Regions from separate parts of the Homo sapiens genome. Here all the other regions are linked to region 2. The links are chromatin contacts, found by Hi-C or POLR2A ChIA-PET in ENCODE. All regions are on one chromosome and are shown on one strand. Each heading gives the region's core, a stretch centred on a gene start or an enhancer-like site at or near the end of the contact. The rest is flanking DNA. Distances are from core to core; before and after follow the strand shown.

Region 1 (3,332 bases), core at 458-2,957, 1.1 Mb before region 2:
TGGTATGAATTCATTTATCCTTTTTTCTGTGCTTATATAATTGTTACAGGAATAAATATGCACTGGACATTTTGGGGGCATAATTTACAGAAAATTTATTCATGTGTTCAAATTATCTGCAATTTCCTAGCTTAAGTTTATGGTAGACATCCTCCATTCGACTGCCGTAGCTCTAACCTTATTGTTTTAAATTGTGGTTATCTTTTAAATTGTATTTCTTGTGCTTTTAATAAATGCAAGCTTAATGTAAAATTTTTAATAATTACATATAGATATATATGAAAATATATACATATTCATATTTATATGAAATATACCATAACTTCGCCTCCCAATCTGTCACATCCCACACATCTTCAAATAGGCAACTATTATCAGTTTGCTGTGTCTAATTTTAGATCTTTATCAATGCATTTGTATGCACATAGGTAGACACAGGGGTTTTTTTAGTTGTTTATATAAATATTACATAATGCATTTTATTCTGTCATTGTTTTTCTTTTTTCACTCAACATGTAACATAGTTCAACTCCATGGTTTTTATTGGTAATTTTTTTCTTGCTTATATACACAGAGACAATTTTATTTAAATAATATTATATATGTATTTTTGTTTTTTGTGAGAGATTATTTGGTTTTGCTAGATTCCTCTTTTCTCCCATCTTCCATTAACATCTCCATATATACTTTTATCTGAGGACTCCTATATTCTAGAAAATCTTTAACCTAATCCTTCAACTTTGCTTCTTTCTCATTTCTTCTATTTTTGTATTTTATGTTTTTATTTTATAACCTATTTTTCTTTTGCAATGTCTTATGATTTTCTTTAGCTATTGGAGCTGTGTAGCATTTTAAAGTCATTTTTATATTGCTCTATTTTCATTTCATCTGCAGTAAATTCCTCTCCCTGACATTGGTTATACTGGCTGTCTTTCATGGTTTTAATTTCTTCATGTATTTTAGACTTTTGATTTGCAAGTGCTTCTTGACTAGAATTTTTCATGTGCATATCTGTCTACCACTGCTTTCACTCCCTCTGTCTAGTAGGTTTGGTTGCCTTCCATCTGGCCCCAAACAATCCCAGGCTGGAGCCATATCTTAACACTGGCAACAGAGGGCCTCTGTCCCAGTGTGACACTGGAGATTGGTCCAGGCCCAGGCTTGGAGGCATTATCTGCTTCCCATCATTTCTGGTTTAGCTTTAAGTAAGCTTTGCTTCCTGGCAGCGGTTAGGAGCAGTTTTGTCTTTTGAGTTGGTTTTTTTTTTTTTTTTGAGACAGAATTTTACTCTTGTTGCCCAGGCTGGAATGTAATGGTTGCTCACTGCAACCTCTGCCTCCTGGGTTCAAGTGATTCTCCTGCCTCATCCTCCTGAGTAGCTGGGATTACAGGTGCCCACCACCACGCCCGGATAATTTTTGTATTTTTAGTAGAGGCGGGGTTTCACCATGTTGGCCAGGCTAGTCTCCAACTCCTGACCTCACGTGATCCACCCATCTCAGCCTCCTTAAGTGCTGGGATTACAGGTGTGAGCCACCGCGCCGGGCTGGTTAGTGGCAGTTTTTTTCAGCCACCTTTTCAGGGTGGGTAAACTCTGTCTCAGCCCTCGGTTTCAAACAGTGAAGCTGTCTCTTCGTTTCCTGTTCTTCTGGAGCACTTCGAACACCTTTTATCTTGCAGGAGGCCAATTCCTGGCTACTTCTGCTTACCGGTAGGCCTGCAGCTTTAGCCTGACTTGCAGCTTTTTCTCTTCTCCTTTTTTTCTGGTTCATTGAAATGTTTTATTTTGTATATGCTTTAGGATATGTCATTTTAATTTTCTATATTCACTGATGCTTTTGGACATAGGAAGGGAGTTTTATGCACTACTGAAATCAACTTGACTAGGAAGTCTTAGGATACTTTTAAAAATGCAAATCAGTTTTCAGTCCTCTGCTTAAAATCCTAAACTCTAGACTTTTAGCATTCCCTTAGGTGATCTGGCCCCTACCTACCTCTCCAGATTTATTTCAGGCACTTTCCTGTTTGCTGCCAGTCTTTCAGTTCTTTGAAAGTGCCTCACTGTCACACATGCATGCCCCCTTGCCCAAGTTTGACATCTTCCCAGTTCTCTTTTCTCATTTAAATGTTACCTCCTCAGAGAGATCTTACCTAACCACCCTCATTAAAATACTCTCCCCAGTTGTTTATCATGACACCTGTTTATTTCCTTAATAGTACTTGTTACAGCTTATAAGTATTTGTGTTTATTTTCTTGTTTATGCTCTCTCACAAAACTGAAAGCTCCATGAGTTTTTTAATATTATATTTACATTATATATAGCCAGCATATAGCAGCATGCCCAATAAATACATCATGAGTGACTGTTACTCATTGGTCCATTCAGTTGTATATATTGAATGGCTACAGTATGACAGAACTGTTCTCAATGTGGCAGATGTAATATTAGTGAGCAGCACAAAGTTCTTACTCTATAGAGTTTATATTTTAGTGGGAGAAGAAAAGTAATAAATATAAAAATAAATAAGTGACATCAGTGCTTTAGGGTGGTGTGTTTAGGTGATGGGGAAACACTTTTCTGAGGTAGTAACAGGAAGGAATTTATCTGGTGATGATCAAGAAAAAGAGCTGTCAAGCAGAGGGAAGAGCTAGAATAAAGTTCTTAAATCAAGAATGAGCTTGAGTATTCATGGAACAAAAGACCAGAGAGGCTGTAGTGAAGTGAGTAATAGAGGGAAGAAGCATTGCAAGACAATGTCAAAAACTTGGCTGAGGCCAGATAATAACGAGCGAGGGTCAGGAGTTTGAAAGTGTGCCTTAAGAGAGGTGCAACATGGTACTGAAGGAGGTGGTGAGGTGTAGGTGGGAAGGTGTGCTGCAGAGGATTTCATCTACTGAGCAAATGGGTTCAACACATCTCTATAAATTGTAGCAAAGGGTTATCTTTCAGAAAATCACAAATCACTGCTGTGTTTTTGGTTTCATTTTCACCAGGGATGCTGCTTTCTAATTCTTGGTTCTAATGGCTTAATTACCTCTTTAGAAACCAGTAGAAGCCACACATCTGATGCTGTGCGTGATTGCTTGTTTATATTCATAAAATACATTGGAAATAGAAAGGAAGTACTCACTTAGTGCTTTTTTTTTTTTTTGCTGAATTTCTGAATTTGGGCAGGCTTTTGGAAGTTCATGTTTCCTAGTTTAGTCAGTACAGTGACCTGAAAGCAAAACTAGGTTGATTACTCAATCTTTCATTTCCACTTTTTCATTTCCCTGTGTTTTAGAAAGCAAGTGACTAGGGAAGGCAGTGTTCTCAAGGATGCCTAACTTC
Region 2 (3,158 bases), core at 180-2,679:
CTTCACCATATTGGCCAGGCTGGTCTCGAACTCCTGACCTTGTGATCCGCCCACCTCTGCCTCCCAAAGTGCTGGGATTACAGTCATGAGCCACCACACCCGGTGATCTGTTCATTCTTAATGGAAAAATGCTTGATACTTTATAAGCCAAATGGTGACACAATTGGCCCTATTTTAGTCCAACAGGGAAAAAGGCAAAAATTATACATTTCAGCAGACCTGGTACATTTGATAGCTTAAACTGACATAAAAATTGTCTTCTAAAACTAAGATAAAACAAAATGGGGATAGTGATACTTCCTCATGGAGTTGTGGGAAGGGTGGAGTGAGATTCATGTGCAAAGAGTTTGCACAGTGCCTGGCACATCAAGGACATTGATGGGTGAGAGTCCCCAGTGTTGGGACCATTGCTGGGGTGGGAGTGGCCTGTGCCTCCAGCAGGGAAGAAGGGCAGATGAGCTTTCCGGAACGTACTCCTCAGAACCTGGGTCCTAAGTCTGTTTGCACGCATGTGCCCTGCGTGTATTCTCTGCCGGGGCATTAGCGGACAGGGACCCTTCTCCACATGAAAGCACTCGGGGAATCACGGCTTGCTGAAGCCAGAGCACAAGGCGGAGATCACCTGCACCAACCCATCCTACATGGAAAGGACAGCTGAGTCCCGAGAGGGCCGTAGGGTCACAACTTCCTAGGAAGCCGGGGCTGGAGCCAGGCCCCCTGCCTGCCCTCTCTGTCGCTGTGCCCCGCTCTGTGCTCCACAGGCAGCTCCTCAGCCGCAGCGCCTTCAGTTCCATCTGGTCTAGAGGGAAGGGAGTGCGGGTCGCCCGGCCCCTGGAAGCTCACCTCTAAAGCCCCAAGGGCACCGTAGGGGAGGCTGTGTCCACAAAGGCTCCTAGGAGGAGCTTTCATGACACTTTATGAGAAAAAGTCCCACAGTCCTGCACTGAGCCTTCACCTCACCTGAGCTCTTCTCAAAGTCAAGTCATAGCGGGCGGGGGACGGGGGGCGGGGGGCGGAAACTGAAGTGCAGAGTGAAGGGCTCTGAGAAAGCACTCCCAGGCCTGGGCCAACAGGCCCCGTGGCACCTTCGGGAACATCTCTGTGCATGAAAAGCTGCAGTCTGCTGTTACTGTTTCAGTAACGGGGTCAATATTTCTATATCCGGACACTGCGCAGTCTCTAGGCCTCCCGAGGGTTTGAGTTCTCCGGAGTCCAGACTCATAAACCACACCTCCCTCCCTCTGCAAAAAAGAGCGTGCGGGTCCAGGTAGGTGAGCGGCGGCGCTGTCCCTTCAGCTCCAGGAGGGAGAGGGCGCCCCCACCTGGTTACAGGCAGCATGGCAGCGAGAGGCCAGGGCTGAACGCGGCGCAGGATCCTCTCCTGGTGGCCTTGTCCCTGGGTGCCCCTCAGAACCACCCGGGGACATCCCCAAATTACAGAAACCTGGACCCTCACCACAGACCCTGAATCAGGAAGTATGAGGTGTGCCCCAGGCATTTTAAAACAACAACAACAAGCTCTATAGAGCTTCTGATAAACACCCAAGTTGAGAACTGCAGGGTATTAAGATCAGAAATGAGGTGTCAAAAATAACTTCTAGCTAACAATAGTTAAGGTGCCAACACCTGTGAATCATTTGTCATTATATGCAAATTAGAGGCCCGTGGCAGTGGCTCACGCCTGTAATCCCAGCACTCTGGGAGGCTGAGGCAGGAGGATCACTTGAGCTCTGGAGCTTGAGACCAGTCTGGGCAACATGGTGAGACCCCGTCGCTACTAAAAATAAAAGCGAATTAGCCAGGCCTAGCAACGAGTGCCTGTAGTCCCAGCTACTGGAGAGGCTGAGGTGGGAGGATTGCTTGAGCCTGGAGGTCAAGGCTGCAGTGAGCTGTGATTGCTCCACAGCACTCCAGCCTAGGCAACACTGAGATCTTGTCTCAAAAAAAAAAAATTTCATATATATATATATATATATATATACACACACATATAAAAAATATAATGTATATATATAATATAATGTGTATATATAGAGATACACACACACACATATATATATATGTATGTATAATTAGAGCAGATATGAGGCCATTCCTCTCTTTCCCTTGCATTCTCAGAGAGAAAAGGCCTGTGTGGGGGCTCTGCTGGGTGCCCTACATGCCTGCAGCCCTCCTGAGCCTTGTTGGAGACTATCACTGATCTCTGCCCCAGTTAGGATGGTTTCAAATTGGTCTAGTCTAGTGCTTTACTGGCTTCCCAAAAGCTTTGGGCTAAGTTCAAATGGGGGACTCCCCTGGAAGTGTGCCTCAAAAGCAGATGTCATCCACACTGTGTTTCTCAGCAGGAAGTCTCCCCACCAGCACAGCTGTTCTCCACTGTGACAAGCATAGGAGCCCCCAGGGACTGTGCTGAAGAGCAGATTCTGATGAGCAGGGCCGGGTGGGGCCTGAGAGTCTGCATGTCTAATAAGCTCCCAGGGGACACCTTGTTGCTCTCCAAGGACCACATGTGAGGGTCTACACCACTTACTGACAATACTGCTCTAGCTATGACCAGCTGGAAAGGCTTCTGAAGAGGAGCTTCATAGCTAAGCTGACCAACCCTCTTGGTTTTCTTGGGGCTGAGAGGTTTGCCCAGACTTGAAACCTGGGATGGTCCCAGGGAGACCAGAATTCTTGGTTACCCTGTGCACAGCTGTGGCCCAATACAATTAGTTTAGGTAAAGCCTTGACATAGACGCCTGAGAAAGGCTCAAGAATGCTTACAAAGAAACAAACAAGGCATTGTAAATCAATCTAGTGTAGAAAAAATACTCTTAAAGCACCGAGGGAAGGTAGATTAAATTCAAGGTCATCATGAAACTGAGCTTCTTGAGAGCTGAGTTCTGAGTGGGATGGGATAGAAAAGGGATTAGGGAATGATCTAGGTTGGGATGAAGGAAAGGGCTCCCATTGCTATACATGCCCGCTTTGGTTAGCGCTGATTTCATGAAAAGCCAGGTTCATCTGAGTTGTCAGAACCTACAAATCATATTCAAGTGTGTGCTGTCATATTTGTATTAAATTCCTGTATCTATATATTTTAGGTCACTTTCTCTCCCCAAAAGCCATGGCAGTTAACCTGGCCCTAAACCTAAGTTGCCCTGGCCTCCCTGCCC
Region 3 (3,114 bases), core at 194-2,693, 1.3 Mb before region 2:
TCAGACCAGGCCCCGATTTAGGATTCACGGCCGGTCTGGGTAGGCCGCAGAGGCAGAGCATGGCCTCAGCTGGACGGACACAGGGAAAGGGAAGCTTCATTCACACCTGTCACCTTCATTCCAGGCCAGTCCGCTCCTCCCTCACATTCCTTGCTTCCCCTGATGGAAAGCACCGGTGCTGGCAGCTGCCAGGGCAGACAGCTGATGTTGCTATGTAAACAGAGGCCTCAGCCAAGACGGATTCGGCCCAGAAGAGATTTTTCAGCCGGTGCCCATCCCTTTGAGCCCTCCCCAGGCAGGAGACTCTGGCCATAGGCCAACTGTTGGAGATTCCAGGGCACAGTTTCCAGGCTCTGATGTCACTTCTCCTTTCCGGGACAAGAACCCCTCAGCTCTAGGAAACCTCACCCTGTCTGCCCCTGTCTGACCCTATGTGACCCTGGGGAGCTCACAGAGGCTCCTGGCTCACTCTGCCTGAGGTGGTCTTTTCTGATGAGGCCCATCATTCCATCTTGGTTTCTCCAAGCATCCCTGGAGACTCTGGGCCATATGAATTTCCCTGGGGGAACTGACCAGGCAGTCACTGGAGTAGAAACTGCCCCTTCACCATCTTGGCGGTTTAGCTTTTCCCTTCGTAGCCTTCCTAGTGTTCTTTTTTGTTTGTTTGCTTCCCTCTACTTTCCACCCTAAGGAAATCTCCTTTTCTCACTGGGGATATTTCTCATTTGGGATCTAAGGAGAATTACTTCTTGGGCACCAGTCAATGTGATTAGACCATGGAATCAAATTTATTTTCAATGACTTCATTAAACAACTTCTGCCCTTACTCAACCAGATGTCTGGACATACGTAATCCTTCCTGACAGAATGCAGCAGGAATTCCATTGTCCAGCTCAAGGCCCTGCAGTGAAAGGAGATGGGCTTTCAGGGCTTACTAACCTCTGGGACCCCCAGGGTGTCCAGCAGGGCAGACAGAGCCCGCTGGAGCCATGAACTGCCACAGAGATCAGTGATGAAGAAGGGAAATCAAAGAGGAAGAAAAGGGGAGGCAAAGAAAGGTGACCAGCAAAGAAAACAGGAGGAGAGACAGCAGGAAAAAAGCAGCCACACAGGGGAGAGAAGATGAAGAGGTTCTCATGGGTCCTCAGGAACACTGGCCTCCATTGAGAAGAATGTTTCACGTGGTCACTCTGGCTGCAAAACCAGAAAATCACTATCTGCTCACTCCAATTCACCCAGGGCCAGCTCATAGGCAGCAAGCCAAGAGTCATGAACTGTCAGAAATGGAAAGGACCTCGGAGAGCGCTGAAGCTTCCCAGTGAGGGCGCTGTTGGCATTTGAGGTGGAACGGTTCTTTATTGGGCAGGGTGGTCCTGGGCTTTGCGGGGCATTTACCATCTCAGGCCCCCGGCCCTAGCAAGGAGCCTCCTCACTTACCAAGATGTGAGAAGCAAACGCTTCCACCTCCCACCACACTTCTAACCCTCCTCTCCCAGAGCTGACCCAGTTGAGAACCCCTGGGAACACCCCTTAGTGAAGAGCTGCAAGGGTTCTGAGGCCCGGGGCTGGGAAGGAGTTGGTTTAAGTTCACAGATGGCCTTTGAAACATGAATCTCAACCTCCCTCTCCCTTTCTCTTTACGAACCACAGGAAAAAACTTGACAATTCAGTGTAGTAGGTGCTTTACACACTCCCAGAGGAGCAGTGTGAGAAAGGACCCGTGGGTGGAAGGGTGGGGGAGTCCTGGTTTCCCTCTTGAAACTTGGTCTCAGCGGATGCTACGCAGTCATCTTCACCTGCCCTCCCCCTCGGCTGATTCTTGTCAACCCAGTGACACTGATCCTCCTCTCGAAAGGGATTATTTAGACAAGTGCAAAAATGGAGAGGAATTCAAGGCTGGAAGTCGCTCCAGCTGGAGGGAGGAGGTGGATGGGGATATAATGCCACTAAAATTATCCATGGCAGACAGGGACTGGGACCCCACAGCTGATGGGCCTCTCGCCTGTTATGGTAATTTTCCACCCTTTGGGCCCCTCCCAAGCTTCCTCATGACACCCAACACATTTAGAAATGACGCGATGGCCTTATGTAATGCTGACAGAATAGCACAGGGACAGAGTCACCAAACCCTAGTCCTGGCCATCTTACAGTAAGATTCCCGGAGTTTGTGGAGTGATTGGGTCAAGACCATATTTGTCACTTTCTCATTTCCTCGCCAAAAGCAAGATTACCTAGAGAAAAGGCTGCTTGGCGAAGGCCATGGGTGGAAGCTGAGAAGCTGCTTCTCTCCAAACATACCTCCAGGAACACAGCTGTCCTGAGTTCTAGTGTGGCAGAATGGCGGGAGCTGGAATCTAGAGAGGGAAGCTGGGGCTTGGCGCTCCAGTGCTTGTGGCCTCTCACAGCTCTTCTTCTTATTCTCATGTCCTGCACCTCTCTTCCCTCTCCTCCTACACAGTAGACCCTGCAATCTCTTCCCCAGCCCTGCAACTCAGAAGTCAAGGTTTCGGAGGAATTAGGGAGAGAATCTTCCCTCCTCAAACACCTCAATCCATTTGAAACTTCAGCTGAGAGATCTGCCCTCCAGAGTTCCCTCCCAACCTCCAAGTGCTGGAGAAAGAGAAAAGAAGTGGCAAGGGTTTCCGCCACCAAGAATAACCATAGTCTTACTGGATTTGCTAATACAAAATTGTCCACGGGCACCTACAAGCCAACTGGGCTCTGTGGATGGTCAAACCGTTCCAAGGCCACTCGGCCCTAGTTGTGGGGAAAAAAAACCGCAAAGACTCTGACCTACTGGGAGCAGTTTAGGAAGGAGGACTTTTGGGAATCAATGTTTACCTGGGAGGAAGGGCTCGAGGGCAGGGGCGTGAGTCAGGGGGATTCTGAGGCAGGTGGCAATCACTCTTCACCTTTTTTGAAAAGTTGATGATTTCACTGAACCATCAGCCATCACCTCCGTGCTCCTGGGGCTTTCCCCACTGGGGCTGGGATCGACTTTGGGGCGTGGAGGGAGGAGGGTGATGGAAGAGAATTCCCCTCTTCCTGCAGGTCTTCCTTCCTGACCTCGAGTGACCGACCACTCCCTTCCCCAGTCTTTCTCCCCATTCCCAG

The links. A loop is a pair of places that touch in the nucleus more often than their neighbours do. ChIA-PET counts read pairs that join two places held with the same protein, here RNA polymerase II (POLR2A). Pooled maps may share reads with other maps.
Region 1: a pooled map shows a loop between it and region 2 (2.0-fold over the local background). The contact joins two enhancer-like sites. A Hi-C loop is called at or near these places in 1 of 37 single-sample maps with no recorded cell type and 1 of 50 pooled maps. POLR2A ChIA-PET finds 5 or more read pairs at or near these places in 1 of 52 experiments (T-cell).
Region 3: a loop to region 2 is called in a pooled map, with 6 times the contacts of the local background. The contact joins two enhancer-like sites. A Hi-C loop is called at or near these places in 3 of 50 pooled maps. POLR2A ChIA-PET finds 5 or more read pairs at or near these places in 2 of 52 experiments (K562 and activated CD4-positive, alpha-beta T cell).

Annotation. Positions count from the first base shown.
Region 1 is chr1:212,752,711-212,756,042 of GRCh38, reverse strand. All of the region lies in intron 4 of NSL1 (NSL1 component of MIS12 kinetochore complex), which reads left to right. Among named protein-coding and RNA genes, the nearest start is that of NSL1, 37 kb to the left of the region's middle. Within about 2 kb of position 1,707, at least 4 of the 41 ENCODE cell types and tissues checked have a DNase peak (open chromatin) inside an H3K27ac peak, as active enhancers do.
Region 2 is chr1:211,696,826-211,699,983 of GRCh38, reverse strand. No RefSeq gene overlaps it. Among named protein-coding and RNA genes, the nearest start is that of NEK2-DT, 23 kb to the right of the region's middle. RefSeq lists a silencer at 959-1,018. Within about 2 kb of position 1,429, at least 3 of the 41 ENCODE cell types and tissues checked have a DNase peak (open chromatin) inside an H3K27ac peak, as active enhancers do.
Region 3 is chr1:212,978,365-212,981,478 of GRCh38, reverse strand. All of the region lies in intron 7 of VASH2 (vasohibin 2), which reads right to left. Among named protein-coding and RNA genes, the nearest start is that of VASH2, 29 kb to the right of the region's middle. RefSeq lists a silencer at 1,218-1,512 and an enhancer at 1,800-1,849. Within about 2 kb of position 1,443, at least 12 of the 41 ENCODE cell types and tissues checked have a DNase peak (open chromatin) inside an H3K27ac peak, as active enhancers do.